2 separate regions of the Homo sapiens genome follow, and region 2 is linked to region 1. A link is a loop called in an ENCODE intact Hi-C map of the cell type or tissue named here. Cell type or tissue: Caco-2. All regions are shown on one strand. Links, peaks and the distances in the headings refer to the core of each region. The heading gives the core; the rest is flanking DNA.

Region 1 (4,395 bases), core at 298-4,297:
ATTAGGAAATAGGCTTAGAAAGTTTATGGCAGGGTAATCCCAGCACTTTGGGAGGCCGAGGCGTGGGGATCATCTGAGGTTAGGAGTTCGAGACCAGCCTGTCCAACATGGTGAAACCCCATCTCTACAAAAAATACAAAAATTAGCTGCGCATGATGGTGGGCGCCTGTAATCCCAGCTAGTTGGGAGGCTGAAGTAAGAGAATCGCTTGAACTCGGGAGGCAGAGGTTGCAGTGAGCTGAGATCGTGCCATTGCACTCCAGCCTGGGCAGCAAGAGCAAAACTTTGTCTAAAAAAAAAAAAAAAAGAAAGAAAGGTTATGGCAGGACTTACTGGAGAGCCAGGTTTGGAATTTAGGTTTTCTGATTCCAAATGCTGTTTTCTTTTAATGGTACTCTGACCAGTAGTAAAATTAGAATGGCTCATCTGCCAAGTGAAATGCTAAACTATGTGTTCCTTCTTAGAATTCTACTTGAGGTAACTAGATGACCCTCCAAAGTTGCTAAATTGGCTGACCTGCAGCAATTTGTGCCATTTCCCTGTGTGTGCTTGTGTGTGTGCATTAGGTAGATGTCTTTATCTTTAGGAGTCTTGATGAGTACCCTTATAGCAGAAAGCGCCTGCATTTGGATCTGCTGAGAATCTAGCTTCCTGCGTTTTTCGTGTGACCTTCATTGAAGGAAGAATGGGAAACCTGCCTCACTGCTTACGCTATTGAATTTCACCAGCTGCCTTTTATGGATTTTAAATAGAGATGGTTTTGTGATTTTTCTTTCTTTTTAAAATCTGATCTCTGTAGAAAACTGCCTAGCAGACTATACCAGCTTTAAGAAATAGAACCTGTCTTAGCTGAAAAGCAACCTTTTTGTGCATTTTTATTGTGAAAAATACCAAAGCAATTTCAAAGAAGGCCCAGATTTAAAAATCTATCTATAATCTCTTTCTGGGGACTTGACTTATCTGGTACGATGATGTAGATATCTGTCTTTACACTCTAGCTTTATTAACTTGTTAACATTGGGATAGTATTCCTTTTGTAGAATCAGCCATAAGTATTCTGCATCTTATATTTTTCTGTTTCTTTAACAGAACAGGGAGATGTATGGACAGGACTCTTCCCTCCTCGGTGCATGTGTGCTGGTAGATGGAACCAGTTAATCTCCAAGGTCATCTGCTAACTCTTAGTTGTTAGTGCCTCTCTTTTGTGTCTGTGTCATACCACTCACAGTTGTCTGCTGTGTACTGAATACTCAGTATGTGTGAGGGGAGAGAACACACCCAATTTACAGTCTCCGGTCTCTAGTCCTGGGAAATCTCAACCTCTTGGGCTTTCTGTGTGTATTTATCCAGCAGACATTGACTAAACTTTTGCTCTTCACAAGGAGACTCTGAGCTAGGCCCTGGGTATAAAGAAACATAAGAAAAGACCTCTCCCTTTGTGTCTACCAAGCAAGGGAGAAGGGTATATAAATAAATAACTGTAAAGTGTGTCAAGTCCCTATTAGAGGTCAAGTGGCAGGATGGACAGGGGTGCTATGGAACATCACAGAGGCAGCCTGCAGACCCCACCAAGCTGCTCTCCCCAGCCTGTTCTCTCTTTGATTTTTCCAGATACCCGTCTTTCTTCATGTGCCCCAGTCCAACCTGGTGATGAGGAAGATAAGGATAAATATTTAATGTGGTTGTGCGCCCACTTCCAATTCACCCTAGATGTCACCTGTGCAATTTTCCAAGCTTTTATGAGAAAGTGAATTGAATGATAATACCATCTGTTTGAATATAGAAGTGAGACACAAGGTCACAGCAGGGCCTTCTCTCCATAATCTGTTGTGGTAGGGAAATGGCGAAAAAGAAATATGGTTGGTCTGTGTGATACTTAGACTTAATAGAGAGGGAGACACTTTATTGCTCTGAAAGCCTTACCTTCCAAGGGCATTTGAAACCAGCCCTTGTTTCCAATCTGGCTGAGTTGCTGAACCCTGAAGGTTTAATCCTTATTACTGATAAGAAAGAAAGAATGTGACTTATCACTCCAATCTCTGCAGAGATGGAAGGAAAAACTATTTCTCGGAATGTGATTACATGTTATTTGACAGCTTTTTGGTTGGCCCATCTATTTAGGTGTTTGAATAAGTAAACTCAGTCGAGGGGGGGGTTGAGTATTATTTACTTTATAAATGTGATAGTTCCTTTTTGAAGTGATCCTGCTCTTGCCCCTTTCCTCTACCATTCAAACAGAGTTTAAATATTTGCCAGTGCAGATGTTTGATTTTTATCTTAGCTCTTTCTTTGTTTAACTTTATTCTCATGGGTGGTTAAGTGGACGATAAGGAGGTTCTTGTTTAATTCTTTTCAACTGGTGTTGCTCAAATATTTGGAGAGCAGATGCTTCCCAGAAAGAATGAGCGGGAACCTGGTTGAATAGAGGTGAAGAGATATGTCTCCGTGTCATATCACAGTAAACCAGACCCTGTTAGGCTGTTACTAGGGCCCAGGGGCTTAGTAGGCCTGAGTGTTTCTCAGTGTCCAGAACCTTCCTTTAGCAGCTCCTGCAGCTACTGGTGAAGGGTTTTTGCCGCCTTTGTTTTCCAGAAAAACGTGTGCTGTTCTAAAAACAAAGCTTGGTAATTCAGTGGCACTGGCAGCAAAGGCCTGCTTGTGTTGTGACCTCCCATCAGAAGCCTCTCAGCATTTCTTCCATACCCACTTCTGATCTGATACCAAGTTTTGCTTTCAGAAGAAATGATTTTTTTTAACCTTTTGCACTTATCTCAGCATTTTAGCAGTGATTAAAAACAAGCAAACAAGTAAAGAATATTCCCTACCCTATTAGCTATCATTACATTGGCTTTGTGTGTGGACTTGATGATCAGTTTCCACAGGGATTTGCTTTTTAATCATTACCTTAAAAATTCATCCATGAACAATTCCACATTTCATCACTGCCCTTGGAACTGACACTGTGGGTGTGATTTTTATATGCTATGTGATAAATGAGGCAGACTTCTCTGGAAATATTGAGAAAAACCCAGGTTTCTGAGTGATTTGCCTGGCAAATCACCTTCCCTAGGAAATTTAAACAAAGACCAAGAAAGGAAGTAAACCCCAACTGGTGTGTGAGTGGGGGGGTGCTGGAGGGGAGGCGGGGTCTTTATATCTCTTTCTTTCTAAACTGGGACTCCACTGAAAAGTTGATTTACACTGTGAATCGAGGCTGAATGAAATCCAATTGGAACTCACTTGAACACTGTTTTGATGTAAGATTCAAAGCTTCTGCAAATTTATTTTATCTTCTACATTTGCTGATCTCCTGCTTGTAAATCCTGTTGAAGGAGAATAAAAATGACTGCAGCCTGATGGGAATTAAATGTCTGAAGTTCAAAGCAGTTTGCACATCAGAGCAAACGTCAATCAAGTGAACATCTTGCAAGCCAGGCAGGGAGTGAATTTCTCCATGGGGAAGAGATCAAAGTGGGAGTCACAGTTCTGTTTTCTCCCTCGGGATGCAGTTTCGATCAGTTGTTCATGAAAGTAAATCCAGAAGGAAGTTTTTTTTTTGTTGTTTTTTTTTTTTTTTTTTTTTTTTTTAACTTACAGGGGTTGGAGAGATGGAGTTATTTCTCTTGAAACTGAATTTCAGACACTGGTTTTATCTTATGAAAATGAGCATAGAATGCAGTTATAGAGTCAGGGTCTAAAGGAGATTTAGATCAGAGTTTTCTATTGTCATTACTAACTTTTTAAAAGCACAGGCATGAGGAATGAAGCAAACCAAACCTCTTAAGTTGAATTGCCCATTCATTTTGTATGAAAATCTATGATTTTACCACTTCTTGGCCTTTCCATAAACCCGGAATTATATAAATGTGACTGGCAGCTAATGTACTTCTTAATGAAAAATCTTTTAGGTAACCCCTAAGAATAAGTGACATGTTTTTATAAAGTGTCCTAAGTATGAGCTTTATATTTCTCACATTCTCCAAATCAGGGCGAATAGCATGTTTCTTTTTATAAGTCACTTTTCTCAAAGGCATATGGGCATAAAATGCATTCCTGTCTTTGGCAAGGTGACTCTTCCTCTGGGGACCAGAGGTAGCTAAAGTAACAAGGATGGCTGAGCATGTTTTATCCCTGCGTGTGGAGTCCGGAGTCCAGAAAAAGCGGCAGGCATTGGAGTGTTAGTGAAGGGTAGAAAGATAAGCACTCTTCACTTTTGCTTCCAGTAGTTACTCCTGCTAGCCTAGCCAGTCCACCAGCCCTGTATATCTTAAGCCCCTATTGACACCTCCTTCTTTATCTGACCGGCACATCAGTGGTAGTGAGAAAAGCAGCAGAGTGAGGTTGATTTCTAGGCTTTTCATGCTAACTTGACTGGCGAGTGAATGCTGCACGGCT
Region 2 (4,395 bases), core at 89-4,088, 59 kb before region 1:
GCTTATTTCATCTCTAATTCTGAACTTGGTGGACACAAGTAGAAAGTGGTTAATATCTAAAGATTGGGAATATGTCCCTTTTGCCCCCTCTAAGTGGTTTAGCAGTAGTAGATATTGCTTTTCTTTCTTCCCTCTCCCTCCGTCTTTCTCCACCTCTTTGTTAAGAAATTTCTTTTAGCCAGAGCTTACTTTTAAGTATACTTGATGGGAATTTGGAGGGTTTTTTTTTTTTTTTGAGATAGAGTTTTGCTCTTGTTGCCCGGGCTGGAGTGCAATGGCATGATCTTGGCTCACTGCAACCTCTGCCTCCTGGGTTCAAGTGATTCTCCTGCCTCAGCTTCCCAAGTAGCTGAGATTACATGCATGTGCCACCACACCTGGTTAATTTTGTATTTTTAGTAGAGGCAGAGTTTCACCATGTTGGCCAGGGTGGTCTCGTACTCCTGACCTCAGGTGATCCACCCACCTCAGCCTCCCAAAGTGTTGGGATTACAGGCATGAGCCACCACAGCCAGCTCTGGGAATTTGGATTTGTACAGAAATTCAATATAGGGAGACCATTACTGACATTTCAAGAAATTGACAGTAGAAATGTCTCCATTTGAAACGTCCCCTAGTAAAGGACTTTTAAAGCAATGTTTAGTAGGCCACCTCCCTCAGGGCCACCTCCATGAGTCTTACACATGCTGACCTCCCCTGGCTTCCTCTGGGCCTCTGGACTCATCTGTGGTGGTGGGGGGCCTAGGAATCTGCCTTTTATAACAAGCAATCCAAGATGTGTTTTGTACCCTTAAGTTTGATAACCACCACCTTTGCGTCAGAAATCCAATTTATGCAACTGTTATTGAGCCCCTACATTGTGCTCCCCATCGTATTCCTCACGTAGGTAATAACTAATTAAGTCCTCAAAGCTGTGACCATAAGGTTGATGTTATTGAGATGGTTTACATTCCATAAAGTCTCCTATATAAAGTGTACAATTCAGTGGTTTTTAGTAAGTTTCTAGTTATGCAATGATCACATGATCTAATTTTAGAACATTTTTCATCATTCCATAAAGAAATGTTGTATTCCTCCCTTAGTAGTCCCTCCCCAAACATAGATTTATTATACCCATTTTTGGAGATAGGAAAATGGAGTCTCCAGGCATTTAAACAATATGCCTTCAACTCTAGAGTAAATGTGGAGCCAGCAGCCAGAGTCCAACTTCCTTGCTTCCAGAACCCATGCTCTTTCCACTACACAATGCTTCCCATCCAGGAACTCAAGCCAAATTAAATATTTACTTGGTGGGGAGAATAATTTGATGTTCTGGTTTTGTCCTTGTTCAGTAGTTTGGGATAATAAATTTTCCCTTTCCGTTCCAACTGGCATTGAGGGGTAAATAAATATCGTTTAGTTTCTAGTTCGGTGTGCAGTACAGCCAGATTTTGAAAATTACATGACGAATTAGCATGGTAAAAAATTTAATAGTGGGAGGCTGAGAGTTAGGAGAAGTATTCGGTCCTGCCTCTGGTTGGTCACTTATCACGTACCTCCTGCACGCTTGATTTCCTCTTCTGTCAAATGAGTAGTTGTACCAAATCTTTTATTTAGTCATTAAACATTTACTGAACATGTATGGGTGATTAACACTGGATGTTGGATGTTCGGAGAAAACCACAACAGTTTTAATACCAGCTACATTTAATTGGGCAAAAACAGTATACCAGATGCTGTCTTAGCTGGTCATGCCATTTAATTTGAAGAGCAAACCTAATAGGTGGCTATGATAAATCTATTCTGTCTCTGTGGGGTTGGAGGCATGTTGCTGAAATTCCCGTGAGGAAACAGGCTCAGACGGTTTGGATAATTTGTTCTGGGTTACACACATCTGACATACCTGAAGTCTGGAAAATCCAAAGCCCAGACCTTTGTCCCCACACTAGACTGCCTCTCTAGGTGAGCAGGAGTCCTGTTGCCCTCTGTGAGGGTCACCGTATTTGCAGCATGATGTGAAAGTAAATATTCAGTGACAGCACCAAAAGGGCTTTAATCTTTTTTGACTCTGCTTGCTTAGGTCTGGGAAGGTGTCTCAGACCAGCCCTCCTATTCTCTTTAAAGGTTAGCCGATGATTGCGTTTTCCCCTCACCCAGTACTTATGCTGCCCTGCCCAGAAAAAAAAAAAATTGTTTGTTGAGCGGTGCTAGATTGGGAGGGACCAGCACCTCTGCAACATATTTCTTAACTTCAGTTTACTCCTTTGGCCTCCTTGGCGTGTGCGTCCAAAACCTTGGGCTAAAGTAAACTGGAGATTTGGCTTGTTCTCAGACAGGTGTTCCCATCAGGTCTTATAAACAAGGGGGAAAAAATCACTTTCTCAAGGACCCAACTTGAACTTGAAGAGGCCAGTTTGTTGAGACTGGGAGCGGAGCTTATAAAGGCACCGGGAGCTACCAGTGTCATAGCTGGATCTTTAATACCACAGCCATTTCCTGAAAATGTATAGCTTTGCAAAAGTCTTGTCACTTCCGAAGGCTTCAGAAATGCTGATTTGGAGGAGTTCCTATCATTAGGAATGGGACCCAGGTAGTCCCAAATGACATTATTTCTATGAATACATGTTCTTTTTGAAGGATTTTTAAAAAGTTACTATTTATTGAGCTCTTACTATATGCAAGAAATAAGTGCTATACTTTCATTGAGCCTCACAAAAACCAGTGAAGTAGCTATTATCACCTACATTTTATGAATAAGCAAATGGAGGCAAATCCAACCTCTCCAAGGCCACCCTGCTGGTAAGTGGCAAAGATTTTTTTTTTAACTCCCCATTTTATGTTTCCTTTATTTTTAACCCTAAAAACTTAAGAAAATTTCTACCCAGCATTTATTTATTAAGATTATATTGTGCATCTGAGTCCAGAAATCCATCATTCAGTCAAGATGTTAGTTAATAATTATTGTTGAGAGTCATGGCATGTGGTGCTGCAGCCTTTACAGGCAAGGGTTGTTACCATGGCATTCGATATGCGTGACAGGCACCCTGGCTGTGACAGCCTGAAAAACGATATAGTCAGGAGGACCTGGGAGTCATTTATGTAATCATATTAGCATCACATTTATTCCATAAAGGCTCACTACTTTGACTCATGGCTTCAATTTCCACATTTAAACTCATCATTTTCAAGATTGATTCTATTTAAATTTTCATCTTAAAAAATTCAGCGCATCAGTATTTGGGTACTCCCCCCTGCAGCAGTTTCAGAGATATATTTATAATTATTTTTAAACAATTTAAGTCAGCAAATATAATTTTCTTGAGACATCATATGACAGAAAGACTCTTAGCATTAGTAGCTTTTCAAAAGTCTAGCAATTGGCATGTCAGTAAAATTCTAGCACAATGGTAGAGTAGAAATTTTAGGTTCACAGTATTTTATAGAATCTAACCCAATTTCCTGTTTTTTATGTGAGGGAAACTAAGCCTAGGGAGGAGGCTAAATGACTTCACCAGACTGTAGAGCTAGTTCGCACAGAGCTGCAATTTGATATTATTAGTTATTTAGGTTTTGTGATGTTTTGACTTATACTTTCTGTACTTGATGATTGTACTGAAAAAGTATTTATTTGAATAAAGGAATATACCAGAATCGTATTTATGAAAATTCTCTCTTTGGACGTGATATAAATGAACACTTCTTCAGAAAAACATCCAAAACAGCCTCACAGTTAGTAGCATATTTCGAAGTATTGAAAACTTATCTTCATCTCAGAATGCAACATTGCAACTGTGTTTTAAACCCCAACAGTTGTTTTCCATTAAGTTATTTTAAAATTATTTTTTGAACAAGTATTTCTCAGTCTCATTCTCCAACACTACTTCATGCAAGTGCTATAGGGATTGCAAGACTGAATAAAACTGCCCCTCACAGGACTTTATAATCTTTTGGGGGAGGTAAGACACATGGGAAACTCAACGTCAGAGCCTCTCAAGCATCATACTAGAAGATGATGCTGTTCATTTGGTTCTTAGAGTTGTCACAGACCCTTGGGATGCTAATGGATTTCTAAATGGACTGCATTTTTTTCTTTGCGAAAAGGCTTAGGAACAGTTTAGGAAAGTGGGTGCCTGGCCCTGAGCATGTGGAATATAAACATTCTTAAAGCACCTATTTTATCATGTCACTCCCCAGTTAAAAATCCTTTTAACGGCTATTTATTTCTTGGCAAATATACATTTATTCATTTACCCATTCAAAAAAATATTTACTAAGTGCCTACCACATGCATAAAAGCCAGCTCCTCTCCCTGGCTTGAAAACCCTGCACAGTCTATGTATTCCATTTAGTTCAGCTTTGTTTCCAAAAGTGCCCCTTATGAAGCTTGGCTTTCTGTTACCACATGTGACTTTGTAT

What was found. Peaks named below come from ENCODE experiments on the same cell type or tissue, not always from the same donor. Only the 100,000 strongest peaks of a DNase experiment are listed, where the experiment ranks them.
Region 2: it touches region 1 in a loop (7-fold over the local background); 1 of 110 quality-filtered maps calls a loop at or near these places.

What each region holds. Positions count from the first base shown.
Region 1 is chr1:64,593,963-64,598,357 of GRCh38, forward strand. All of the region lies in intron 3 of CACHD1 (cache domain containing 1), which reads left to right. Among named protein-coding and RNA genes, the nearest start is that of MIR4794, 16 kb to the left of the region's middle. In Caco-2, for the core only: no CTCF peak of the experiment used is centred there; DNase peaks (open chromatin) are centred at 1,959, 2,469 and 4,279; H3K4me3 peaks cover 235 bases.
Region 2 is chr1:64,535,108-64,539,502 of GRCh38, forward strand. All of the region lies in intron 1 of CACHD1 (cache domain containing 1), which reads left to right. Among named protein-coding and RNA genes, the nearest start is that of MIR4794, 43 kb to the right of the region's middle. In Caco-2, for the core only: no CTCF peak of the experiment used is centred there; a DNase peak (open chromatin) is centred at 1,974.